7 separate regions of the Homo sapiens genome follow, and all the other regions are linked to region 1. The links are chromatin loops, found by intact Hi-C in ENCODE. Cell type or tissue: PC-9. All regions are shown on one strand.

Region 1 (4,000 bases):
AGTGGGCGTGGAGAGGCAGCAACAAGGTTGATAATACCTGGTGACATGTTAACTAAGGGCAGATTATAAGCCGTGGGGCAAGCTAGAGTGATCACTCAATTGGAGGGAGGGTTTGTTACACTATAGAGAAACAGCACACAGATACCATCAGAAACCCTAATGTAAAGCTAACAATGAACCCAGAAGAGGTTACAGCTTCTTTACATTTTTCACTGTAAGATAAAACATTTCTATGACTATTTAGAATTGCTGTGTCTGATACAGTCACCGCTAGCCACGTGTCCCTTGAGTATCTGAAATACTATATGTCAAGTCCAAATTGAGATGTGCCGCAGTGTAAAATACACACTGGATCTCCAAGACTTAATACAAAATAAAAGTAAAATATCTCATTAATAACATTTTATATTGATTGCATATTGAAATGATAATATTTTGAATATACTGGGTTAAATAAAATATATTATTAAAATTAACTCCACATGTTTCTTTTTACCTTTTAAAATGTGGTTACTAGAATATTTTAAATTACATGTGGCTCACATTATCTTTCTCTTGGGCGATGCTGGTTTAGTCAATAATTCAATGTTATGATTATAGATATGTTCTTGGAAATATGTGTTAAGGAGCAGACAGAACAAGATTAACATCTGAAGCTAGAATAATCAGCAAAAGTCACGATTCAATGTTTCAATACATTTAAGATTTTATTCACTGTTATGGAGGGTAGTCATGTAAAAACGTTATATATAGTTATATATACACATTACACACATATATATATATATAATGTTATAATAGTATCTAAAAATTTTTCTTAAGCTGAGGTCTCCCTTCTGTAAAATTCAAATCTGGTAATCATTGACTCAAGGCTACTAAATGGCCCTGATGAAGATGTTATTTCATTAACTTTCTTAACTAAGATGTCAAAGTAAATGTTAAGCTTTGACAACAGACTGGAGAAGAGACAGAAAGAGAGAGAGAGTGAGAATGGAGAGAGAGAGGGGAAGGAACTAGCTAATTATTTATTTCATGACTTGTTCTCTCCTGCTGTCAATATGGGTCGGGTATAATGTAAGCCATTTTCATCATCCAGTACAAACTGAATAGGAGAAAATGGAGCTGGAGTGATTTTAGTTGCTTGGAAGTAGACACTTCTTAATCTCCAACTATTGAGTAAGTTAATGGTCTGACTTTTTGGACATTTCATCTGAGAATAAATAGAGAGGTCAGTTACAGTCAGGCCTAAATGCAGGGGCATAGCCTCATTGGCTTTGCCAACCTGCTTCAGGTCCCATTTATGACAAAATATGAGATTATTCATTGAAGACTGGCATTCCAATAAGCCCAGAAAAGTTGAACAGAACAAAAAGGTTTGAACTCTGGGGGCAGGGAGGAGAAACATTCTTTCCGCAATCATTCTTAGCACCAAAAAACCATCAGGCATCACTGAGAAGGCGGCTGCCCGGTGCTCAGTTTGCCCTGTGTCCCATCCTCCCAAACAACTTGTTATAGTAGCCAAAATCAAAGCTGATTCCCTCCACCTCCTCACTTTTTGATTCCTGTGGCAGCAGCAACACAGAAACCTAACTAGACATTAACAGCCCTCCAAACACTACATGCCAATCAAAAGGCTGCACACACATGGTAAAATGGGTTCCTATGGTAAAAATAAAAGAGCAACAATGGTGGCTATAGAAAGAAGCTTAGGAAATATTTTCTTTTCTTAGAAGGCAGTAGTTGCTGTAGCATTTAAGGCAGTAACATGCAGAAAGGCTTAGACCAAAATTTCTGCAACATCAATGAAACATGCAATCAATATCATACATTCTACTGTATCATACTTATATTGTACTAATTTTGATGAAATGATTGGGCGGTTTCAACCTATGTACCACGAAGCAATCTGCACACCTCTGGTATGTTTCTGATATCTAACTATAGAAGTATTTGTCTTTGTCCTCCAAACTCTTTTATAGCACATGGTATGCATATTTCAGCATCCAACATTATTAACTCATGAGCAACTGTCAGTTGATGGTTATCTAACACATGGGGTCTGCACAAAAGGGATCCTTATTTGGGCAAAAGCTCTTGTCTGCACCAGTCTGTCTATATTTTCCCTCAGAATAACTTTATTTGGATCATTATTCGCTGTTAGTGGAAACTCGGAGGCTGCATGTATGGCAATCGGAAGGTGGAGAAATAAATCCTTAACAAGTTCAAACACTTAGCTGATATTAAAACCATTTCTAGCTTTGTTAGCTGAAAGCAAACGCTCCATTGCCCTCTCGTGGTGAGTCGATGGGATGCGGTGGGACGACCAAAAAAACCCGCAGAAACTAACAAAAGAGTTTACTCCAATACAGGTGACAACATTCATCTTGGATAGAAACAGCCACAAATGACAACCTTATGTTGTTTTATATGTTTTAGAATTTACATTTTCAGCCCTCTTATGTGGAGATTGGACAAGGTGGGGTAGGTGGGGTTTGTAATATGGAAATTAGAACTTTGTCTTTCTGCAATACAATGACTTCACTATATTTACAACCATAGCTGCTATATATGTGGCAAATTGATTTTTATGAGATTTAGAAACTTAAAAAAATCATGCTCACATTTTAAAAGCTCCTTTAAACCAAAAATAGACTGATGTTCCAACTGGTTTGGAATTATAGGAACCAAGGAAAGAAGTCTGAATAATTCCCTAATATGGAAGAAAAACTGGCTTTTTTTCTTTTCTTTTTTTTTTTTTAAATAAGGAACAGTTTGTTTCTGACAATAGGCAACATGTGGGACTTATAGAACCAAGTATAGGTACAGAATTTATCTTTCTATATTGTCTAAAAATAAAATTTTAAAAAATTCTGAACTCCAAATTTAATAGTCAGTTACCCAATTGGGTATTTATCTTTTAAAAACACCATTTAAAATTTCTGCTGTATGCCTTTCAACAATTTCCTGCCTAACAGGCCCATCCCCAGAAAGCAAACAAACCTGGTATTAAAACAGACTGAAGAGCTTAAGAGAAAGCTGGGGGAGAAGTCAGGGCAAAGTACATGAGAACATAAACTACTTTTTTAAATCTTACTACCAGTAAATGTACCATTTTTCTCTTTTATGTGTCTTCTCTTCAGATAAAAGCCACTCCTCCAACCAGCATTACAGAAATGCTCTGTATTTTTATAATATGATTTTAGGGGCAGATTAATCTCAAATTGGCTTTTCCACTCAAATGTGGAAGTTCAGTTTTGCAACAACAGTTGTTTGATTTTGTCTTTGAATTAGCAAAGTTCTTAAAGTAATTTTACTATAAAATTAAACAGCTGGGAGTTCTTTAGCAAAACATGACAACTCTTGTTCTTCTTTGTACTATTGTGCAAGCTGAAATACCCTTTCTTTCATGTCTTTATATTCCAAAATGAATTCCCTAGTTACCCTTGTTTAGCTTTAAGAAAAATAATAAAGAAGGGGGGCGGTTTTTGCTGACCTCTGAAATTCACAGGCTTTTAAGCACAGGGCGTTTACACAAGGTGCGTTCTCAAAGGGCTTTTGTTTAATTCCTATTATGGAATGAAAAATGATATTTTGCCCCAATACAATGCCAATCTTTGTGTACGGCAAAGCTGTTGACAAGTATTTCTGTGGAGCAAGGCATCTTATGCCGATTTCGCAGATGGGAAAACTGAAACATCTCTAAATGGTGAGGAAATATGGGACTAAGATGTTCATAGAGGCTGGAATTAAATTTAGAATTTGACTCTTAGCCCAGGACTCTAACCATGTGAGGGCCCTAACTCTCTGGAATCAACAGAAGGGCAATTTTAAAACATTCTTTTGACGTTATTAACCACAGCCTCGGGGCTCAGGGAAATGAGTGGGGGAGGGCCTGGAAACATAATACAGAGCTGCTAGGTGACAGCCTCTTGCAACATTGCTAATACTTTGGATTACTTGATCCATATTGCCGTATATTCTACTAATATTCTGGGGCTTA
Region 2 (4,000 bases), 95 kb after region 1:
AAGTGATCTGAAACAACCATTTGCAATACGAGGCCTCCAGAATCTCCAAGCAAAAACTACAGCTAATTTTTAACCAAGAGTATTTGAGATATCCTATACAACTGGCCACTTATGGCTCAGTTTATTTTGACAGAATTTTCAGGAGGATAAAAGTTTATAAAATATAAATATATATTAATATATAAATATATAAAATGTTTATGTTATATGGTATATATTACATACATTTATTATTTGAAATAAATATATATTAAAATAATAGTCATATATAATATGTATTTATATATATACATATAAACAAGCAAAAACCTAAAGGACTTTTATAATAGTTTTCTATCGAGGGAGACAGTAATGAGAGTAAACCCTGTTCTAAATTACTAGAATGTGTGTGTGATTAGGGAAATTCAAAAGGGACAAATAAGCTAACCTTGTACCACATGGCTCCCTATCATACAGAACCTGCTTCTGATAATAATAATGTACTAATAATACCACTTTAGACTTCAGTATCACAAATGTTTCCATAGATATTAACTAATTTGTTCTCAGGTGGTCTTCTCAAAAATCCAATGAGAAACAGCCAGGTACATATTATTGCCCATTTTAGACAAAACAAAGCTGAATGTATAAACAATATATCATTTAAGAAACTTCTCAAGTTGCAGTGTTATGGAAAATGGCAGAGTGAAACCAGCAATCCAAAGTAAAATATAAACAACAAATACCTTCCAAAGACTCTTTAATATACACATAAAATTTAAACCTACTTTGAGCCATTTGGTTGAACAGTTGTGTTCTTTTCATGTCACCTTAGAGCTGTATAATAATATTTCACTTTATCTCTGCAGCAATGAAGTGAGTACAGATATTTTATTTTACATTTGAAAATCTCATTGTATTTTATCTTTTTTTGTGGCTGAGAATTAAGAATTCATTGCTCTCATTAATAAAAGTTATTTCTCTTCACTGAAAAAAATAAAAAACAAAAAATATATACACATAAAATTTAAGTCTAGAAAGGAAGGAAGGATTGTTCCAATAAGAGGCATGTCTTCAAATCCTAATAAATTCATGAGAGCACTCAGGTAAAAAATCATACAGTGTCTTCCAGTGACTTTTCCAGTGGTGACAGATCTACATGTAGAGCCAAGATTCTCCTGACAGCCCACCCTCTGCTCTTTTAACCCCACCATGCTGTTGACTCCCAAAAAGTACAGTGAAAGTCCCAGCAACAGAAGAAAGGGGGAAGCTACTCTTTCTCAATTTGATGGGACAGATTTAGAAACAGAAATTGAACTGAGGGAACCCCCATCATTAAATTCAGCCAGACCCCCACACATAATCTTTGGGTCTTTTTTCTCAGTTTCAGCTCAGACTCCTCTATCTTTTCTTTCTTTTTCTAAAGACACATTTGGAGATGAAACCATTCATAACTGCCCATCCACAGACAGTTTGTGGCAGCATAATTGACAATGAGTCTGCTGCAAAAAAATGAAAATGCTGTTTTAATAACCTTGGCCTAAAATACATTCTGTTGTATGCCTCAAAGGGCTTCAATAAAAAGTCAACCTGTAGAGACATATTTTCTTGGCTTAAACAACAATCCAAAGCATATAAATGTAGTCCAACTATAATGACATATTTATAGGCCAATAAAGCTTACACTGCAGCTTTCATACTTCGCTTAAAGGAACTCTGTAAGAATCAGTGTTACATAAAATAATTTGATTTTTTTTTCAAACTATAGCCCAAGGAATAAAAAAATGCAAGTTTGCTATGTTTAACTGATAGTGTTTATATTCCTTACTTACTAAAAATTTTGTAAAATGAAATAATTCTTCATTTGACTACTTTCAACTGCCATACCAAATATGGGTATCAAGTCCACTTTATTATAAAAGCTAAGTACTGTAATTCTAAAGACAAAAATAAATAACTAGAGGCTTGTGTGGTGAATGATTTAATCAACCCAATTCTTCTGGAAAAACAGGTTCTTGTGTTCATTATGCTTATGAATAATACATTCCTTAACCCTCCTATTTTAACATAGTTATTTTTCTTTTTTTTTTATAAACTTCAGTATGAAACAGTCTGAAAGAAGGTAAAATATCTCACTGAGTAAAGTCATAATTTGCATTGGTTTCATATTGAACTTTCTTTCTTTGAAAAGGACAAAGAGGAGGGAAGAGAATGAATGCACTTTACCACATTTCAGAAGTGTTTTTTAAGATTATTAGTTTTTCCACTATCCAGATCTGTAGTTTTAGTCATCAACCATTAAGAGTCTTAAATGAAAACTCTAGAGAGTTTTAAAAAGCAGAAAGATGACATCCTCAAATATTGTCTAAATGTGCTCCCTCAAGGGGGAAGGGGATAAAAAAAAAATGAAAGAGTTGTGATTTGAATCAGAGCATTTATTGGAAGCTGCCATGTGGGGCAGAGTTTCTCTTTGTGGAGTATTAATTTGTTGGCAGACACACATTTGTGAGAACATTCTTGTTTTTTTTTTTTACTATTCAGAGAGAGACAGGAAGTGACACAAACTGGAATTAAAGCGAACTTATTCTACCTAAACACTAAGCAAGAAAAGTGCTTTAATGAGCTTTTATATTTTAAAATCCCTTCTCTAAGAACCAATCTAATTATTTTGTTATTATTCATGTTTCAACATTATGAAATAACTCAGTTAAAAAACGATAACATGTTGGAGTTTTACTTTATCCATAGAAAGGTGAGATCTTTCCGTTCTTTGCTTACTTCCACCAGAAAAAAAGGGGGGGGGCCTCAAATAATCTCACAGTTCATCTTCTTTCTTTGGTAAGAACAATGAGGAGTTGGAAGGGTTCTACAGAAGGAAAAACCTAATAAGTGTGTGAATTTCCATTAACAATGTGGTATTGGAGGTGGTTTCAGTGTGACCAACAGAAAAGGAGATAAGAAAACCACTGCGGAGAAAGAAAAGTACAGACAACAAATATTTTGATGTTATAGAAGAGGCTGAAGAGAAAGTTGTGGGGACAGGAATGTGTACAGAAAATGACACCCCCTATCTCCTCAATATAAATCCTGACAATGTAGACTTACAAACCTTAGATTAGGCAGATAATGGAAACTCATTACATTAAGGAAAGTTTTTGTTTCTCTTTCCACATTATTACAACACAGTGTGCATTCCAATTACAAAAGCTATTTGTCTCAAATTCCCCACAGTTCATAGCAACTGAGTAGAATTTCAAGGCCCTAAATTCTATCCTTAAAGGGGTATTTTACATTAAAAATTTTTTAAGTACATGGTGTTTCTTGTGCCCCAGGAGAGAGCCTCCCAATCAACTCTCCTGTTGATCATTTTCCCTTCTTCAGCACTAATCATAAAGCTGTCTCCAAAATGAGACCAAAACAAACAAACAAAATCAGACTCAACCTAAAAGCCTTTTTTGTTTTGTTTTGTTTTGTTTTTGAGACAGAGCCTCGCTGTTGTCGCCCAGGCTGGAGTGCAAAGGTGTGATGATTTCGGCTCACTGCAACCTCTGCCTCCCAGGTTCCAGCAATTCTCTTGCCTCAGCCTCCCAAGTAGCTGAGATTACAGGCCCCTGCCACCACACGTGACTAATTTTTCTATTTTTAGTAGAGATGGGGTTTCACCATGTTGGCCAGGCTGGTCTTGAACTCCTGACCTCAGGTGATCCACCTGCCTCGGCCTCCCAAAGTGCTGGGATTACAGGCGTGAGCCACCGCACCCGGCCAGGAACCTTTTTATCAATACACATTCATTGGCCTTTCCTTACTCCTACTGAATGAAGAATCTAGAAAAGCTGGTCTCAGTAATCAGTATTGTTTTTTAAATTTCTTTCTTGAGTCTAATAAGCAACTAAATTTAAAAACCACTCATCTAGATTTTCCAGGCCAAACCACCTGCAAGTACTGTGAATATTCACTATAAACCAATTTCTTCTGGAATCAACTGCAAAAAGGTAGAATATGGACCTTCTTTTTTTTTAGA
Region 3 (4,000 bases), 200 kb after region 1:
GTTGGCTATGATCTCGAAGTGCCTTCCAGTTTGGGCATTTTTTTTCTTTTTTTTTTTTTTTAAGACAGAGTCTCACTTTGTCGCCTAGCCTGGAGTGCAGTGGCCCGATCTCGGCTCACTGCAAACTTCTGGGTTCAAGTGATTCTCCTGCCTCAGCCTCCTGAGTAGCTGAGATTGCAGGTGCCTGCCGCCATGCCTAGCTAATTTTTGTATTTTTAGTAGAGATGGGGTTTCACCATGTTGGCCAGGCTGGTCTTGAACTCATGACCTTAAGTGATCTGCCTGCTTTGGCCTCCCAAAATGCTGGGATTACAGGCTTGAGCCACGGTACCGGTTTGGGCATTTTGGAATTCAATTATGTCTTTAACTCCATTTATAACGTTTCTAGGGAGAGGCAGACATGGCTTACAATAATCTTCTTAAACGATACAAGTTTTACAAATATTTGCCCAATAAACTACAACTTAATTTCTTCAAAGATTGCCTTGATTGTGGCTATCAGCAATTCTTCATTTTTTCCCTTAAATTTTATATTTTTTTAATTACTGAGACAGGGTCTCACTCTGTCATCCAGGTTGGAGTGCAGAGGCACAATAATGCCTCACTGCAGCCTCAACTTCCCTGAATCGAACGGTCCTCCCACCTCAGCCTCTTGAGTAGCTGGGACTAGTAGCGCTAGCACGTGCCACCATGCCTGGCTAATTTTATTTTTTTCAATTTTTTGTAGAGACAGAGTCTCCTTATGTTGCCCAGGCTGGTTTTGAACTCCTGAACTCAAATGATCCTCCTACCTCAGCCTTCCAAAGTGCTGGGATTACAGGTGTGAGCCACCGTGCCCAGCCATAATTCTTTCTCCATCTTTCCAAACTGGTATTGTCTTTTAGCCTTGCTGAGAGACACCCAGTTTTGACTGGGTATAAGAAAATATTAAGAAGGTTCTGGGGTTTAATCAGTAGACGAAAATAAGGAATCCCCAAGTTTCGGGGTCACTGATGGACTTTGGGGTTCAGGTTTCTTGGGGGTCAGATTTCCTGTCTCAAGGCTACCAGAAAGAATCCGGCCAGGTCTGGAGTGATAGCTGCTTTTCTGGCACATCAGCAGGGGCTGAACCCTAATGTGTTTAACAGTTGGACTTATTTTTAATCTACTGTATTAGGAGCACAAATTTAATCAAGAACAAATTGTTACCAATGTTGTTTTTTGTTCTTGCATATGCATATATCCTTAACACTGTTCTGTATTCCCTTGTGCTAGAAAGCTTTCCATCTGACATCTGACTTATTTCATAACATTAGTTTTTTTTTTAAGTACAAATATATGTGGAGAAAAAAAGAAACGAGGAGCTGAATTTCCACTCAATGCAGCCCCCTTACTTAAAGAACTAGCTGCAGTACAGATTTTAACAATTAACATTCCTGCCGTGAATGTCGTTATGGATGGAGCTAATAAATGTTTTCAAACACTCTTCGGCTCAAATACACGTTCAGCTTATTTTCTGTCATTTGATGGCATTGGTGGGTTGAGACATTCCTCTAAGCCTTTTTTTTTCTCCTTTCTAGTAAAAGAAAGAGATCTTATCTCCCTACCCACCCTAACCCACCCCTTTCTCTGCCCTACCCGCTCTGTGCCTACTAAACCTTACTTTCAGGTCAGCAGGCTGGTAACAGATTAATTTCACTCTGTGAGGAACACCAAGTGTTTTGGCCAGGACACATGAGAATCCTGTTATAATATTACCGTTTTTCTAAATTAAATATTAGGAAAAATTAAACTAAATTGTGGCACACAGTGCAATGGAAAATATTTCTCTTCCAAACACTTCTCTGTGATAAATGTGTGTGTAGCTGAAAGCACAATAAATATGCACTACTTAAAAAACCCAGATTATTCAGGTTTTAAGACTTATAGCTAAAAGTGGTTTAATGTTTCATGCCTAATAATAGATTACTCCTATCACATTTCTAACCTTTATTTCTCCTCGCTTTGAAGTCCAGCCATATAAAGGTTGTTTGTAGAACCACACGAAAGTTAAAGCAAATATTACTTAGAGTGATTCATACCACCAAGAATTTGCAATGAAGGCAGAGGTTTTTTTTTTTTTTTTTTTTGGTGTGTATGTGTGTCTGAATCAAAGGAAATGAAATGTTTGTAATATTTTTTGGTTGATAAATTTATTAAAACATTTTAGAGGCTTGTAGTAGAAGCACAGCTGAAATAAACAGACTGACTGGAAACAGATTATATTCTGCTCTGTGGGGGAGGCAGAATTTAAAGGGGGAAAAATTCCCTGGATTTCAAAAATTGCCACCAGGTCACAGCAATACTTAATTAACTGAATACATTATGGGAGGGTTATAACATAGATGCTAAAAAAAGAGGGCGGGGTGGGGGGGAGTAGTCAAATTCATTTAATCCTGTGTTCTTTGCTTACAGATTAGCCTTTCAGAATGAGCAACCTGATTTTTTTTTTTTTTAAAAGGATCCATTTACCTTCCAGAGCTTTTCATAGCAAAACATTTTGCATGGTTGCAAAAGAAATTAATTTGTTGCCAGTTGCTCCACACTGGCAGGAATTCTGAATAAAGAATGTAAGCAATCTATCTTTGTTTGCAAGATATAATTAATCTGGCAGTTAAAATTCTTTGGAAACATTCTGATGACTTATGTGGAAAAGTAGCGCAGCATTTTCAAAGAAAACTCAGAACTGTATGCCGGGGAAGATAAAAGATATATGAAGTGTTTGTTCTAAGCGATACTATTCATTTAAAGATCATAATGTAACCCCACCCTAGCAATTATTGTGAAAAACAAGACAAATCTCCATCTATAGCTTTCTGACACAGTCTTGATTTGAGAAACAAAATAAGCACATTACTGTTATAGTCTAATAGACTGCAAGCTGTTTTATTAGAGTCAGCTGAATCCTGTTTTGCATAAAAAAGAACTCTGTTTGCTATCAAGAACACATTTACATTAATATGACTTTGACAAAGTAAAATAAAATCGCATTAAGATGATGTAAGTAGATAAGACAATGAAATCTCTGTGAGAGAGTTTTGGCACACACTAATTACAGTCAAGTCCCTGCAGAAAAAGAACATATTTTTACACCAACTATCCATGTGTTTGAAAATGTAGAGAGCCCAAAATGCAATCCTTGGTTTAGGTATTTCCTGAATACATTGTATTTCTGTGCTTCTGAGATAGGGTTTTTTTTTTTTCTTTAAAGGAGGCTGCCCGATAAATAATACTTTCATTTACAATAATACAAGCAAGTTTCTTTCTGAATACTAGCCTGTAATCATCCTGATTATTTTAAGGGACTTTCCAATACAGGGCAGCTGAAAACAACGTTTTAGATTACATGGTAATTTAGGAATGCATGAAAAGCTAAGCAGTTACCATAATAGGGTTCTGGATAAACTTCATGCTTTTTAGAGCAAAACATAACAACATATGTTTTGTGATTTGTTTCAATGATTTTTCTATATTTTTTTTGTTCAGGTTCTATCAAAATATTTGGAGGCCTCATCTGCGTACAGCATTTTTATAACCTTATTTTGAAAACTTTGATGTCTCTCTTTTTAGTTCAGTCATTAAAAGAAAGGCAATGATGGATGATGATAATGCCTCGGATTTTATGACTAATCAGTTCTTGGCAGTGGCCATATTTCTTCCGTAGTGAAACTTTAATACTCCTTTGGCCTTGCATAGGCTTAACAACAACAAAAAAATTTTTTGGAACTGTGTTACACCGGCTACTTATTAAGTATTAGCAAACAGTTATTATACAAAAGTTAGCACTCTGATTTAACACCTGACAAAATGGAGCAACCAGGAAAGATGATTTCTTCTCTTTTCTGGATTCTCACAAATTTTAGGTGCCTTGCTATTGTGTTTTTTTTCCCCCATGTTTTACATACAGGAATACGGAGAAAAGCTATTCAGATGGTAGAAATATTGAGGGGGAAAAAGTCTTGTAGGGGTGAGTTGGGCTGCC
Region 4 (4,000 bases), 55 kb before region 1:
CAGAATATCAAATACACTAACAGCCAACACTGGACTTTAAGTGCTCAAGATAATCATTGCAATGGTATGGGTCTCACCAGGGCAAACTCATTCCCATTTCTCTTTAAAATTGGGACAAGAGTAAAACTAGACCAGATGCGACTTGGCTGACCACCACCAAATGTGACTTTGTGGGACGATAAGTGAAGAGAAATAAATGGTTCTCTTTGAAGGCACACTACATAAAATATTTTTGTGGGACCACCTCGAAATTTCCATCAGACACACCAACACAGTGAAATACAGTACTTGAGAATTCATGCACCAGGTCAGAAAGTTGTAAAGTTAACATCGAGTTTTAACAAACCCTTCTGTATATGCCCTGATAAACAAGTGAACTTAAGAGCTTCTAGCTAGTAAATAAATAAGTCAGTCCTGTGGCAAATATTACAAGTTTGAATCACTTACTAGAAGAATACTTAATTCCGAAACTCGGTTGGGCTGTTTTTATTTTTTTATCATGTGGAGTTGCCAAACATTAAACCAGAAGTTGCATGGAAGTTTTTTAAAAATATTATTTAGAATCTCCAAATCTCCAATAAATCACAGACTTAGTGCATTTTGAATTGCAACATTTCTTGGAAGCCACACTCAGTAAATAGATTTATGACTCCACTGCCAATTCGATTCCACAGTTTCCTTTACAGAACTACCAATAACAATGGTTTGATTGCACAAAGAAAGGCTTGTGCAATTCCATTCAATAATAAGGCCCCTTGAACTCAAACAATGCAAACAAAGCCTTATTTAAGACATTTTAAAACGTCGTTCTCAGCCAATGAAGAATTCAATGGTCTTTTTGAAAGATTTCCAAGATCTCTGTTCAGAGTTTTAAAACAAATAACACACTGCTTCTGTTGGGAATGCGTACCCCCATTTCTCTTTATTTGTCCTGATGTTTTGCCGAGGGTATGAGCTTCCTCAGACAGAAACAGTGAGTCTCCTCTCAGAAGAGATGAGAAAAACAAAAGCTGGACTATGTTAACATTGTTTGAAAATGGTGTGATCGAATTCCAACATGATGAAACCAGACTGAAATCATTGCAGTGGAAAAAACAAATGCCCCATATTCCAAATAGGTGAGCTCCACCGGGGACAGATGCCCCCCCTCCTTTTTTTTTTGAGACACGAACTCATAGAAACCACATATGACCTAGCCCATGTCTGCTGCAGAACCACCGAAGTTTCCTTTTTCTTCCATGTCCTCCGATTCTGTGACCATTCAATCTAGTGCAACTTTCTTATATGTGTCCTGGCTAGCATCTTGCCAGCTGGAATTGAGATTTTTCCCCCCTCTAGCTTGTGCAATAGCAGGATAATCTGCACTCACACATTTATAATCTAAATTCTACTAGTCTATCTATGGTTCTATTAAATATATATATATATATTATTCCACAGGAAGGTAAATAATTAATTGAAGCAAATGGAACTCTTAACACTGGATCTCTACATTCTTTTGTTTCCACCTTTGGATATTAAGTATGTTACATTGAATATTTGGCTTCATATCATGGAGACATTTCAATACAAATGCACGGCATGCATGGCTTTGTTTAAGAGCCGCAGTTTCATTGTTATCAGTTTTGATTATTTTGCAGTCGAGTTACCTATTTAGAAGTTGAAAATTGTCACCAATTTTCCCAGAATTAAGTATCTCAGAGGTAAAAGACTTAGTTAACTATGGTTCTAAAGTCTACTGGTAGTGTTGCGGGAGGGGCACAGTGGGTTGGGGAGTTCATCCAAGCGGTCTTCAGCAGGGATGGGACTTGGGGAGAAAATCCACTCTCTGTATCCATTGACTTTTAATTAATACAGTTAGAAAATGTGTCCACCTTAATGTTATATCTCGGTAGCAAATGGAATACAGTGGCAAGAATGACAACGGACATTCTCCACATCTTTTCACTGCCTGAGCAGCTTGACCATTTACTTCCCACAATAAAAGAAACCAGAAAGTGGACTGTATTGCCAGGTGGTTAAAAACATGACCCAAACCACCTTACATGTTTCTGTGTGTGTACACACAAAACTCACACCCCATAAAACCAAATAGGATGACTTTTCTTTTGAAAAGGCTAATCCAGTATGTCAGTTATCCCCAAAGATGTGGCCTGGGAGATTCTTCTTGGGAATGACAAGAAACCAACTGGATGAAAACAACATGACTACTTATCACTCAAAAGACCGAGGCTAGAGAAGCTATCAGGACTGCAGCTGCTCCTCTTCTGGCCAGTTGAGCTCCATCCTCTTCCCAACCCCCTTTCCCAGACCATTTAAAGGAATCAGTGCCAACGCCAATGTAAATCATTTTGGCTCCTGTTCTAATTTCTGAAATTCCTAAAATATCTGTGCAGCCCACAAATATGTCCTCTAGACTCTGTTGTTATTCGGCAGCTTGCTGCCAGTGAGGTTTTTGTTTTTATGATTCTCTGGTATGTAGGACAGTTTCACAGCCTAGATAAGGTAAGTACAATGCTCAATATTTTCACAGAACCCAATACTTCAAAGCAAAGCATTTGGCTGGGTAAGCAGTGTATAAGCTCTTTCAACTATGCCATTTATGAGGAACAAAATCCTTAAGTTGCGGATCTACAAAGGAACGTTCTTTGCACTATTGTGTGCTTGACTGTTTCTTTTTCATTTGTTCCACTAGAATCAGTTGCTTCAATTTGTAAACAATAACTTTACCACCCAAAGCTGCTCAAAATAAGATGTGGAAAAATTACAAACACACAACAACTAGGACAGTCAGTCAGCCTCAAAAACAAAACAAAAACAAAAAGACCTGCAAACAAAAGCAATACCATTTAATAAAAAAAAAAAAAAAAAAAAAAAAAAAGACGAGAAGGAACTGGGAGAAAATGGAACTACCTGTATATAAATTAGGTGAGCAAACAGTGATACAGGTAGTTTTAAGAAGCAAATATATACAGTCAATTTAACAGTGTTTACTTCTCTGGATTGTTTAATAGTGTCAAAATGAAAGATCTATTGAAGTTTCACTATACATTGCATTGATTGAACCTTGGAGAGTTTTATGAAAAAGAGGGGCATCCCTTGCCATCTGTTTGCCAGTCTTCCTTGCCCCTTCCTTTGAAATGCCTGCCTCTTTTTTGCCCAGATTGTTTCCTGACCATCCGAACTCAGATGGGGTCCTCTAAGTTCTTCCTGGATATTCACAAATCCCTTCACAAGGCCCACGTGCGAAGTGAATGATCTGGAGGTGCCTGGGCATCTGTGTTGGAAGGGAGTCAAGACTCACCAGCCAGTCAGTTTGTGGGCTAGAGTTGTCCCACAAAAATCAGGCATGTTCACCTCCCCTCTGGGCCCCTACAGCTGGGACTGATCATAGCCTCAGATTAGAAGAAATACTGACTTCTAACTCTATAAGCCAGCACTCCTGGGTAAGGAGTGAAGCTCTGTTGGCCATGCCGCTTTGGACTGCTGGGCAGAGCTGAGCCTACAGTTTTGTACTGGGGTGCACGGATGACAGCTGGGAAGATGGAAAGGCAGCTTGAGGATTTATAGCAGCTAAAGGGTAAATGCTGTTATGCAAAAGGTCCCCATATGAACTTCCTACAGGTGTAGCCGCAGCCAAGTGTCTGTACAGCTGCTGAGAATTTGTCGGTGATGTAAAAATTCCTCTTTGCATCACAAGCGAGTGGAAAGCCAGGGGCTGCATGAGTGGAGAAAGCACAGTCTGGTTTTTCAAGTACTGCAGAGAATGAGAATACCCAGCCGGGAGCCTGGAGTTGAGGCCCGAGTTACACAGGCTCCCGGAATACAGACCTGGGAAGATAGGGGAGGAGAGGGGAAGCTTGTGGCCTTCTGATCCGCCCCCGGAATGCCCACCGTGCGCTGCTTTGCTGCCTTCACTCTCCTGCTCAGAGGCCTTCTCCTTCCCAGAGACCTCCTTGGATGGGTCTAAGGGAGACACTGCCCGGGCCTTTTTCCCTGC
Region 5 (4,000 bases), 1.1 Mb before region 1:
TGCCCAAAGTGTGGGTATTTCAAATAAATGAAAATTACCTAAGGATGAAAACTGGTCTATGACCCTCTTGCCCCATTTAACATCTTGCTGCCTCCATAGAGGTTTATTTAGTTTTAACACTGAAACCAAAGGATTTTGTGGCAATGTTTAACTTTTTTTTTCTTTTCCAGTCACCAGCTTAATGGCATGTTTAATATCCTTCTGTTTCTTCTGTTAACATCTGGCCTTCCCTGAACAGCCATCTCCTCCTAAGAATAGGGAAATATCTGATATCAGTCCCTCCAAAAAGATCTATTAGTGGCAATGAAGACCCTGGGACTTAATAACACTCTGAATAGCAAGACTTTTCTTTAGGGAATTTCCATGGAGGAAGCCTAGGGCTAATCGTTGTTTGGTTCTTCTAATCAACCAAATCAAGAGTCCCTCTCTCAGATGACAAACTCCCTTTCCTCTTTCTGGAAACTACCTTTGGGCATCACTTACTTAGGAGGCTTTGGTCCCTCAGCCCTATCCCACTCCCTAATTAACCTGTCTCCTTTGTCTTCCTGTACATCCTGGAATCTGTGTTTAGCAACTTTAAAGACATTCTCATTTGTATTCTTGATTCCTTCACCGTTTATCCTTCTGTCATATCTGGACTACCCCTCCCACTTTTTTTCTAATGTAGTGTGCCCACATTAGAGAAACAGACTAAGAACGCAAAAACTAAACTCGCCTTCACTTGGATTCTTTCGGCCCTAACTCTGAGGGCCTATTCCAAATATTTTCCATTCCTCAAGTCTGGAACCTGATCCTGGCCCCTTCACCTTTAGGAAATAAAAAGCTAATCCACTTGAGCCTCCCTCAAATTTCATCTCATATTGTCCTACTATGATATGATTCTGACCAAGATTACTCACCTCCCTTAATTCCATGCCTTTGTTCCTGCTGTTCTAGAAATACAGCCAGGCGCAGTGGCTCACGCTTGTAATTCCAGCACTTTGGGAGGCTGAAGCGGGTGGATCACGAGGTCAGGAGTTCGAGACCAGCCTGGCCAACATAGTGAAATCCCGCCTCTCCTAAAAATACAAAAATTAGCTGGGTGTGGTGGCGCATGCCTGTAGTCCCAGCTACTTGGGAGGCTGAGGCAGGAGAATCGCTTGAACCCGGCAGGCGGAGGTTGTGGTGAGCTGAGATTGTACCACTGCACTCCAGCCTGGGCAACAGAGCTAGACTCCGTCTAAAAAAAGAAAAAAAAAAGAAATACCTAGAAAGTCATTTCCCCATTCTTTGATCCCAGATACTTTCCTGAAGGTGAAAAGTATACCAGCTACTTTGTATTTTTAGTAGCATAAGGCAAGATGTTTATAAACTGCTCTTACTATGAGACATTTACTAGCATCCAACTAAGGACTTTTTTTTTTTTTTTTTTTGAGACAGTGTCTCACTCTGTCGCCCAGGCTGGTGTGCAGTGGTGTGATGTCAGCTCACTGCAACCTCCGCTTCCCAGGCTGAAGCGATTCTCCTGCCTCAGCCTCCTGAGTAGCTGGGATTACAGGTGCCCACCACTACTGCCTGGCTAATTTTTGTATTTCTAGTAGAGATGGGGTTTCACCATGTTGGCCAGGCTGGTTTTGAACTCCTGACCTCAAATGATCCACCCGCCTCGGCCTCCCAAAGTGCTGGGATTACAGGTGTAAGCCACTGCGTCCAGACTTGGTTAACTCTTTGTGGCCCACCACACCTCCTTCCCAGGTCCTGAGCAAACATCAAGTTGATTCTTTTCTAAAGAAATTGGTATTGTTTCAGGCCTGCTTTGGCTGCCAAATTCTCCAGATCAGTAAACCCTTCTCCCAAGCTAGACGAAGTCTTGCTAATGATAGCTTTCAACCTAACCTCCAGGCACTTCCAGGCCCATTGAGGGTCAACCTTCTTGAGATTAAACCCAGGCAGCAAAACCTGAAAGGTCTTATCAGACAGGAAACTAGTATGCAAGACTACAGTCCCTGCCTGCACTAACCTGGCCCAGGCTTCTTAAAGACTCTTTTTGAATTGGTTTTCCATATCTGTTCCAGACAGGAAGTCAAGTAAGACCCCAACAGATTCATTTTTCCATGTCAGTCATTGGCAGGGCCTAGCCTTGAGTCTGGACACCATAATACCCTTCCTGGCTAATGGACCCAACAAGAACCAGAAGTTTCTTACTGTCCACCAGATGGCAGTGTTGGTTAGCAGTAGCTGGTAAAAGGACAAGATTGCACCTGGGAAACAACAAATAATCTGAGGATGCCCTTTACTTTTTTAAACAGTCACGCCATCCACTCCCAGAGATCTTTGATTAGGCTACACTGGGATTATGACACAATATAATGATACTAAAATTAAACACTTTTAATCTTCACATAACCTATGATCTAGAATGAATCAATAAATAATAGCTACTATTAGTTTACACCCTGACTCTTCAAATAGGTTATAAACACCCTGTGGCAGGCTGCCTCACACAAGCATCCATCTTAGTCATTTTCAAACAAGATTCTAACCACAACTGCTCACAAATGAAGGGTTATCATTAAAAATGGACATGAAGTTTTTTTCTGTTGAGTGTAAAGACAAACTCAAGTCTCACCAGATGGTCTCTGAATAAAGAAAAACCAGGCCAGTCGTGGTAGCTCACGCCTGTAATCCCAGCACTTTTGGAGGTTGAGGCAGGAGGATCACTTCAGGCCAGGAGTTCAAGACCAGCCTGGGCAACATAGTGAAATTCCGTCTCTACAAAAAATTAAAAAATCAGGTGTGGTGGCACACCTGTAGTCCTTGGTACTTGGGAGGCTGAGGTAGGAAGATCCCTTGAGCCCGGGAGGATCAAGGCTGCAGTGAACCATGATTGATCCACTGTACTTCAGCCTGGGCAACAGTGAGACCATCTCAAAAAATAAAATGATCTTAAAAAAAAAAATGAAAAAGCAACACTTTTTTTCTCTCCACTCTCAGTACTTCACTTCCAGCACCGGATGTGAGCTTTTTTTTTTTTTTTCCCACACATCAATTCTCTGGTAGGTGATCTTGCAAAATTAACTCAACTCTGACTCTACCTACCTGGAGGTTATGGGCTCAGTCCCACAAGACTACCCTTAATTCAGACCCAACCACAAATCCCCGGTTCAACCTGGTATTCTGACCAACCAGTTGCAAATCAGAGGTTCCCACAACACTCCCCACTGCTGCCTCACACTTTTGGATTCAATCCTTTGCTAGAATGGCTTAGGGAAACATCTTATTTACATTTAACCATTTATTATGAAAGTACTTATCAGAACAGCTAGATGGGAGACAGACATGGGGCAGGGACACGGGGCTTCTGTGTCCTCTCAGGGCACACCAGCTCCACATGTTCCGTAACACGGACGCTCTCAGGATCCTGTAGTTCAGGGATTTTTATGGAGACTTAATCATATGGGCATAATCAATTGTAACTCAATCTGCAGCCTCTCTCCCCTTCCAAAGGATGGGGCATGGGGCTGAAAGTTTTAAGCTTCTAATCATGCTGGTCTCTCTTGTGTCCAATCCCTATCCAGGGGCCCACTGAGAGTCATCACATTAGAACAAAAGTTCCTACCAGCCAGGAAATTACAGACTTGGGAGCTCTGTGCCAGGAACCAGAGACAAACAGCAAAATATTTATTTCTTCTTATAAATCACAATATCCTAGTCTCCAATGCCTCCTTGGGAAGCAGAAAGTAGCAGAGGTACAGTGGTACCTCTAACAGAGCTCATCTTTTAGAGAGAAATGGCTAGGCTAATAGAGTCATGTGCCATATAAAATTTCAGCCAATGATGGGCCACATGACAGATTATAAGACCATACCTTTATATTTAGATATACAAATGCCATTGTGTTACAACTGCCTAGCCAGTACAGTCCCATGCTGTAAAGGTTTGTAGCCCAGGAGCAAGACTATACAGCCTAGGTGTGGAGTCGGCTCTGCCTTCTAGGTTTGTGTAAGTCCACTTTAGGATG
Region 6 (4,000 bases), 74 kb before region 1:
AAAACTCCGTCTCAAAAAAAAAAAAAAAAAAAAAAAAAAAAAAGAAATATTGTAAGTATGAGTAAAAATACAGGTGGATCCTGGTGTTTGGTCATGGGGCAGGGTCGGGGACAGATCCCTCATGAATAGATGAATGCCCTCCTATGGGGGTGAGTGAGTTCTCCCTCTGGGGGAATGGATTAGTTCCCATAGAGCAAAAGCAGGTTGTTAAGAGTCTGGCTTCCTTGATTTTTGTCTTTCACTTCCTCGCTTGTTCTGTGATCTCTTTGCACATCCCTGCTCCACTTCTTCTTCCCACCATAAGTTGAAGCAGCCTGAGGCCCTCACCAGATGCAGCTGCCTAGTGTTGAACCTTCCAGCCACCAAAATTATGAACTAAATTGTGAACTAAAATTGTGAACTCTTTTTATTTTTTTATTTTATTTATTTTTCATTTGTGTTGAGACGGAGTTTCACTTTTGTGCCCAGGCTGGGGTGCAATGGTGCAATCTCAGCTCACTGCAACCTCTGCCTCTCAGGTTCAAGCGATTCTCATACCTCAGCCTCTCGAGTAGCTGGGATTATAGGTGCCTGCCACCATGCCCAGCTAATTTTTAAATTTTTAGTAGAGATTGGGTTTCACCATGTTGGCCAGGCTTGTCTTGAACTCCTGGCCTCACGTGATCCAGCCCGCCTTGGCCTCCCAAAGTGCTGAGATTAACAGGCATGAGCCATGGCACCCGGCCATAAACCTCTTTTTAAATAAAATTACCCAGCCTCAGTTATTTTGTTGCAGCAACACAAAATGAGCTGAAACACACGCCTAACCTGCCAAACATCATAGCTTAGCCTGGCCTACCCTAAGGGTGCTCAGAACACTTGCCTTAGCCTATAGTCAGGCAAAATCATCAAACACAAAGCCTATTGTATAATAAAGTGGTGAATATTCCATGTCATGTATTGAATACTGACTGAAAGTGAAAAACAGAATAGTTATATGGGTACTTGAAGTATGATTTCTACTGAATGTATATCACTTTCGCAGCATCGTAAAGTAAAAACAATCCTGTATGAAATCATTGTAAGTGAGGGACTATCTGTGCTGGTAACATTTTGGTGTTTATCTTTATGTTCATATGCCTATACATAAAACACAGACATTTTGTATTAATTACATTTATTGTTTATTCTGTTTTTACAAAATGGGAACATATTACTTGTATTATTAGGCTGATGCAAAAGTAATTGTGGTAATTACTTTTAATGGCAAGAACCACAGTTGCTTTTACTTTTGCACTAACCTAATATTTTGTAACCTTCTTTTTGCACTTAATATATTTTTGTTGTACTGACTTATCATTGAATATATTTTATGAATACCATCATGTATTTAACCAATCTCCTACTGCTGGACATTTAGGTTATCTTCCAAGTTTTTTATATTAAATAATGATGCACTGGAAATCCTCAGACACATGTCTTTGTGCCCTTGTGCTATTATTTCCTCAGATACATTTCCAGAAAGAAATTGTTGAATCCAGAGACTCAGTGCCACGTTTTATGTTTTGATAGATACCACAAAACTGCACGGAAGTAATGCTGTGTCAACTTGTACTCTTACCAGTGGCATTTAAGAGTTTCAAGTGCTCGGTTTCATCAGGAATGACTTGATTCCCTGGCAAGAGCTTTCACATTAACAGTGATATTGGTAATGCTTACTAGATCAGACCATGTGCTAAGTACAGGTTGAGTATCCCATATCTGAAATGTTTGGGACCAGAAATGTTTCAGATTTTGGAATATTTACATTACATATACGTTCTGATTCTGCATCCCAAATCCAAAGAATTCGAAATCTGAAATACTTCAACGAGCATTTCCTTTGAGTATCATGTCAGTGTTCAAAAGGTTTCGGAGTTTGGAGTATTTTGGATTTTAGGTTTTTTGATTAGAGACATTCAACCTGTAGTTATTGAGCATTATTTCATTTAGTCCTTACAATGTGTAGGGGAGATAGTATAATATCTACTTTCAAGATGAGAAATCTGAAGCTCAGAGAGGTTAGTTAACCCACTCAAGTTTACACAGCTAGGAGGCAACAATGTTGGGGATAACCAAGATTCTCTCCTTAACCAAACTTTAATCAGGCTCCTCTGAGTCATCTTTTTGATGAGGCCTCACCCTGAAGGCTTTGTCCTTGGCCTATTTAGTCCAGTTTTAGTAAGAATCCTGTTGGGTCAGTTTAGCAAATATCCCCCACCCTTGATATCTGATGAAATTCCTCATCCCCATCTCTGGATATTTTTTCACCCTGGCCTTCCTTCAGCAAGAAGCTTGTCAAGTAGGTTTAGCCAGAATCTGCCTTACCCCTTGTTTACCCTTATAAAATGTTTACTGTTAGTAATTTTCCATCCACTGACCCTACCCTGCCCCTTGGCTATAAATCTCTACTTTTCATTGTTGTATTCAGAGTTGAGGCCAATCTCTCCCCCCTGGCAAAATTCCATTGTAGTAGTCTCCCTTGAATAGTCTGGCTTACTGTCTTTAACAAATGTCATGAATATATATATATATATATATATTTTTTTGAGATGGAGTCTCGCTCTGTCGCCCAGGCTGGAGTGCAGTGGCGCAATCTCGGCTCACTGCAACCTCCACCTCCCAGGTTCCCGCCATTCTCCTGCCTCAGCCTGCCGAGTAGCTGGGACTACAGGCGACCGCCACCACGCCCGGCTAATTTTTTGTATTTTTAGTAGAGATGGGGTTTCACCGTGTTAGCCAGGATGGTCTCGATCTCCTGACCTCATGATCTGCCCGCCTCGACCTCCCAAAGTGCTGGGATTACAGGTGTGAGCCACTGCGCCTGGCCAATATTTTTTTTTTAATAGGGATTGAAACCTGGGTCTGTCTGACTTTGTGGACACTGTCACACTCACCAGTATTTTTGAAAAAAGAGTTCTAAAAATTTTGGACTTGAATCTCCAGTAAACTACAGATATCCTTTAAAACAAACACATTTCATACATGAAGGTGCACAGCATAATTGGTTAAAAGAAGTTACTGTGGTATCAGACTACCTAGCTCCAAGTCCCAGCTCTGCAACTCACAAGCTGGGCAAATCACTTACTTGGCAGTGCCTCTGTTCCTTCGTCTGTAAAATGGGGAAAATATCAGTATGTACCTCATAAAGTTGTCATGAAAATTAAATGAGTTCATACATGTGAGCACTTTGAACAATGTCTAAGTACCAGCAAGCACTGTTACGTATACACTATTATTGTTATGCACGCAATATATCATATTCATTGTAAAGAAAACCCTATCCCCACTTAAAAAAATCAAAAAGATGAGATAAAAAGTAGATTAAACAGAAATGCATTATATTCTGCCTGTCTTCCTGGACTGGCTTGCACAGCTCCTGGCTTCCTTATTTTCTCCTTTGGCCACTGTGGGGATTGACTGTACCCACTTTGAATATTCCAATGGGCCATGTAGACCCATAGTGTGAGCCCATTAAGATCATAGACTGGGGATATTGTTCAGGAACCAAGAGGCTCAAAGAAACAAGTTTGCACTGAGAATGAGTCTGAGTACCCAAAGATCAGGCCGGAGTCCTGCCAGGAGAGGGGCAAGGCTGGCACTTCATTTCAGCTAAGCACAAAGTTTACATCGCATTGAGGACTTTCCCTGACCCATCTCTTTTCAAGTAGCTCCCTCATTCCCAGTCAGTCTATTCCATCACTTAGTTGTATTTTCTTCTTCACTGCTTCTCTGAAATTGTCCAATTTCTTTGTTTGTGTGTTTATTTTCTGTCTCCTTCATCAAGATATAGGATGCCATCTATTTCTTTCATAGTAGTATTTCCGGTGGTTAAACCAGTTCCTGGTACAGGGTTGGTGCTCCATAGATATTTATAGGATTAATGAGAAATTTAACCTTCTCTTATCGCCCCAGGGACTGCAAGAAGCTAATAAATAGAAGTTAAGGAACTTGAGAGCTTACCTAGGTAGCTCCTCCCCTA
Region 7 (4,000 bases), 770 kb after region 1:
TCCTGCTGTGCAGCCTGGTTCCTAACCAGTCATGGACTGGTAAGTAACACTCTGTGGCCTGGACATTTGGGACCCCTGCTCTAAGATACAGGTCATATAAAAATGAGAGGGTAGCTTAATTATCTTTATTTATTGTTTAAAAAATAATAAATTTGTTTCCTAGCAGGCTTCAAAATTGACCAATAATTGTGTTTTGTATGCTTATATATCCGTGAACTCAAGGAATTAATCTTATCTGATGTGTTTGAATTCATTAGAATACATTCTCTGGAATAATTATCCCATCTTTGGCCACTGTGAGCCTCTTCAACTCAGCTGCTGACTCTTTTTGACACAAACTTAGTCAAACAACCTTTGATAGCTTCCTTGCTCTCTGGTGCATTGTAGGCTCATCATACACATTTCTGCCTAAGCTTGCAACCATCCACATCCGAGGAGTAGGAAATAGCATTTAAAGACTACAAGCTGCATGCCACATATGCTTATTATTAATAACTTGATCACTGTTTCTAGGCCTTTTCAGTGGGCAAAACTAGAAGCCAACTTTCATGTAATTTCCTTATTCCTCATTCCCTCATTTAAAACATAGTCATATTATCTGCATTGTCAGAGCATGTAGACATTACATACTAGACTGCCTCATTTATAGTGTATTTTTGGTCTTGATTGTACAAGTATATTGATATTTAATGTTCTTTACCCATGCTTTCAGTAAATTTGGTTGTCTGAAGCTCATATTTTAGTACAGGGATTTTTTAAAACTTTATAATAATCTTTCATGGAACAATACTTTAGTAAAATACAATGAAAACAAATTACTTGAGAAATGATTCATGTACTTGGATGTCATGGCAATGTCAAAGTGCCATAAAAGTTTTGAACACTTGCTCTTAAATCCATTCTTATTTCTTTGTGGTTTGGTAGACTCCTTAAGAAGAGCACATGAGAACAATGTTCTCTGTGTTTTTGCATGTTGACATCAATTGACCATAGGCTTTTTGTACTTAAAGGTCAGTTTGGCTGAACATAAGATTCTTGGCTGACATTTTCTTCTTGTGAGTATCTTAAATATATTACTATAATATTTTTGGCCCTAAAAGTATGTCTGTTAAAAATTCTGATGACAATCTAACTTTCTTTCTACTTATCTTTTTGGTGGGATAGCCTAAAGATATTTATTTTAAAGGATGGTGTTGGCCATTATGGGTCAAATTTCAAGTCCTCTTAATACATAATTTCTAATTGTTTTTATTTTAGGAAAGTTTTCAAATTATAATTTCTCTTCAGAGATTCCTTTTATATAACAGTAGTTACCAAATTTGTTGTATCATGGAAGCAGCAGTCTGGCAAAAACAATGGAGTGTTTCACAGAATAATATTTTTAGATGTATAAAGGAGAACATACAGCATTTCAAAGGAAACTAATTATATTGAAATACAGTTGTCAAAATAATTTAAAATTATGTTGCAGTTATTAACTCTTTATTAACTATTAAGTAATGAGATATAGTTCTTAATTAATGAGATCTAAATATAGTTAACAACTACAAATTGAAAAAAGTGATGAGCATAAATGGTATTTGGAGCTGTTTTTCCAAACTGTAATTTGGCATTTTGACTTTTGTGATCATTTTTGGTGATAAAATCGTAGATACTGTCAGTACTACTGTGGTTTGGTGCATATGTTGATAATTAAAGAAAAACGTTAAATTTCAGCCAGAGGTCAGTAAAAATATATACATAATATATTTCTTAACCAAGTTCATTGCACCACCTAAATTTTACCCATAAACCCTGACATCCATGGACCCTGGGTTAGGAACCCCTGTATTAGACATACGTTGAAATTTCTAAACCATCATTTTCTCTCAGGTGCTTTATTTTTTTAACGCTTTATTTACATCATTTTGATTAAAATTTTTTTTCTTCCTTTCTATGTTCTGTTTCTCTCATTGCACTATTCTGTTTATTTGCTTTTGTGTTCCTCTTGGCTCAACTTCTTTAGTGAAATGATTTTATTTATTTCTAGTTTTTTCTCAACTTATGTAACTCTAATTTTAAATCTTCCTTAATCATCTCATTTCTGAGTTATTCTATTTGTGATTTCTTGTCACAGCTTCTACCATTAGCTTGGTTTATTTTAGCTCATTTTGAAATACCGGGCTTCAGTCTTCATCTGTTTTTGAGGGCATGTCATTCTTTGTGCCTCCCAGGTCATAGGGAATTCATTCTGCTTCTCATTCTTCTGAGACTGCATACTTTTTGCTTTGCTCATGCTTAAGTAAATGAGTTTTTGTGTACTTTTAGGAGGGAGGAAAGGGCGAAGTAACTTTTCTAGACTCATGACTCTAGGACTCCCTCTTCTGTTTCTTACCTTAAAGTAACTTAAATATACATAGGCTTGCATTTTGTGGAATCTCTCTCTTCTATTCCCTAATCCCTTTTCATCTGGAGTTTTCTTTTTTTCTTTTTTATTTTTTTCCTGCTCTTTTTGTCCCTGTTCTTCTCAATGTGAAGCTCATGCTAACAATTTCTCCTGGAAGGGAAGGTTGGCTTGTTATCATCAATGGCTTAGAGGGCCCAGATTATTCCAGCACCATTAGATCCTATCAAACATGGTCCCCTTGCTCTCACCCATGATTCAGAGCCTGCAAGACTCTTACCCAGTTCAGTCGTTTTCCAGTGTATATCTATAAGAAATATGGAATATTCTGGTATCAGAATCCTCACAACCCACATTGTCTTTCTTTTACTTCCTTCTACAGAGATGCTGATACTGCTCATGTCTGATGGCTCTCAGGGCTTTTTTCTAATCCCTTATATTTTGGAGTCTTTGGAAATAGCTTAACATTTAGTTATATATAGAGATAGATAGATAGATAGCAGATATGAATAGATACTGTCTATGGATTTTTTTGAATTTTTTATCATAGTGGCTCTATTGGTTTTATATAGGGCAGTGATTCTCCACTGGGGATAACTTTGTCCCCCAAAGGAATTAACCAATATCAGTGGCAGTTTTGGCTTTCACACTGGAGGAGAGGTAATACTAGCATCTAGTGGACAAAGACCAGGGATGCTATTAAACATGCACAGGACAGTCCTTCACAACTAAAACTTATCCAGTCTAAATGTCAATAGTGGTGAGGTTGAGAAACCCTGGTCTATGGGAATTTGGGGGGATTCAAAAAGTAAGCCACAACTGATACCCTCCCAGCTGCCTCCCAACCTCCTCATCAGTTCTTCATTTAAAAAAATGTATTCACTTCTATCCGTTATTATTAATCCCCTTGTTCAGACCCATGTTTTTTTTGTTTGTTTTTTGTTTTTGTTTTTGTTTTTGTTTTTGTTTTGAGTTGGAGTTTCGCTCTTGTTGCCCAGGCTGGAGTGCAATGGCACCATCTTGGCTCACTGCAACCTCCGCCTCCCAGGTTCAAGCGATTATCCTGCCTCAGCCTCTGCAGTAGTTGGGATTACAGGCATGCACCACCATACCCAGCTAATTTTGTATTTTTAGTAGAGACAGGGTTTCTCCATGTTGGCCAGGTGGGTCTCGAACTCCCGACCTCAGGTGATTCACCCACCTCGGCCTCCCAAAGTGCTGGAATTACAGGCCTGAGCCACTGCGCCAGGGCAGGCCCATGATTTTTTTTCACCTGAGCTATTATGCTACTGTGGCCTGAAGACTGAAGCTGCTCTTGCACTCTTTCCTGTCCAAATCATCTTACCCATGATGCCAGAGTAATTCTCCCAAAGTGCAGCTCACATCATGCCAAACATCTGCTTAAAGAGATTCTGTAACTTGCTAGTACCTTGTAAATAAGGTTTAATCTCATTATCTGGAGATTCAAAATTTTCAGTGCTCTGTCCCAATTTATCTCCCTGAATTTACTCCCTCTATTCCTGATGCATATAACCTGCAATGCAGCCAAGTAGGAATTGCCACTGTTGGACAAAAATGTCTCTTTTTTCTCTATTCTTTGTTAGACAACTTTCTTAC

The links. Hi-C counts contacts between places; a loop is a spot of excess contacts. Peaks named below come from ENCODE experiments on the same cell type or tissue, not always from the same donor. Only the 100,000 strongest peaks of a DNase experiment are listed, where the experiment ranks them.
Region 2: it touches region 1 in a loop (8-fold over the local background); 12 of 110 quality-filtered maps call a loop at or near these places.
Region 3: a loop joins it to region 1, with 15 times the contacts of the local background. A loop is called at or near these places in 11 of 110 quality-filtered maps.
Region 4: a loop joins it to region 1, with 2.4 times the contacts of the local background. A loop is called at or near these places in 49 of 110 quality-filtered maps.
Region 5: it touches region 1 in a loop (8-fold over the local background); 2 of 110 quality-filtered maps call a loop at or near these places.
Region 6: a loop joins it to region 1, with 4 times the contacts of the local background. A loop is called at or near these places in 4 of 110 quality-filtered maps.
Region 7: a loop joins it to region 1, with 4 times the contacts of the local background. A loop is called at or near these places in 4 of 110 quality-filtered maps.

The regions. Positions count from the first base shown.
Region 1 is chr10:62,037,129-62,041,128 of GRCh38, reverse strand. All of the region lies in intron 4 of ARID5B (AT-rich interaction domain 5B), which reads right to left. Among named protein-coding and RNA genes, the nearest start is that of ARID5B, 140 kb to the right of the region's middle. In PC-9, CTCF peaks have their summits at 2,101 and 2,312 (motif pointing left); DNase peaks (open chromatin) are centred at 2,298, 2,998 and 3,838; H3K4me3 peaks cover 484 bases; H3K27ac peaks cover 1,628 bases.
Region 2 is chr10:61,942,253-61,946,252 of GRCh38, reverse strand. All of the region lies in intron 3 of ARID5B (AT-rich interaction domain 5B), which reads right to left. Among named protein-coding and RNA genes, the nearest start is that of ARID5B, 43 kb to the right of the region's middle. In PC-9, no CTCF peak of the experiment used is centred here; DNase peaks (open chromatin) are centred at 1,982, 2,472 and 3,142; H3K4me3 peaks cover 1,580 bases; H3K27ac peaks cover 2,883 bases.
Region 3 is chr10:61,835,416-61,839,415 of GRCh38, reverse strand. The region is part of intron 2 of LINC02625 (long intergenic non-protein coding RNA 2625); the gene reads left to right. Among named protein-coding and RNA genes, the nearest start is that of LINC02625, 31 kb to the left of the region's middle. In PC-9, no CTCF peak of the experiment used is centred here; DNase peaks (open chromatin) are centred at 2,035 and 2,655; H3K4me3 peaks cover 998 bases; H3K27ac peaks cover 2,868 bases.
Region 4 is chr10:62,092,533-62,096,532 of GRCh38, reverse strand. It overlaps ARID5B (AT-rich interaction domain 5B), which reads right to left. Exons shown (of 10, transcript NM_032199.3): 10 at 1-4,000. The coding sequence ends at 3,503. Among named protein-coding and RNA genes, the nearest start is that of LINC02621, 160 kb to the left of the region's middle. In PC-9, no CTCF peak of the experiment used is centred here; DNase peaks (open chromatin) are centred at 662 and 2,462; H3K4me3 peaks cover 269 bases; H3K27ac peaks cover 1,905 bases.
Region 5 is chr10:63,156,512-63,160,511 of GRCh38, reverse strand. No RefSeq gene overlaps it. Among named protein-coding and RNA genes, the nearest start is that of NRBF2, 25 kb to the right of the region's middle. RefSeq lists enhancers at 2,245-2,294, 2,375-2,424. In PC-9, CTCF peaks have their summits at 1,950 and 2,162 (motif pointing right); a DNase peak (open chromatin) is centred at 2,201; H3K27ac peaks cover 417 bases.
Region 6 is chr10:62,110,792-62,114,791 of GRCh38, reverse strand. No RefSeq gene overlaps it. Among named protein-coding and RNA genes, the nearest start is that of LINC02621, 150 kb to the left of the region's middle. In PC-9, no CTCF peak of the experiment used is centred here; a DNase peak (open chromatin) is centred at 2,371; H3K27ac peaks cover 2,381 bases.
Region 7 is chr10:61,269,920-61,273,919 of GRCh38, reverse strand. No RefSeq gene overlaps it. Among named protein-coding and RNA genes, the nearest start is that of TMEM26-AS1, 180 kb to the left of the region's middle. In PC-9, a CTCF peak has its summit at 2,426; a DNase peak (open chromatin) is centred at 2,269.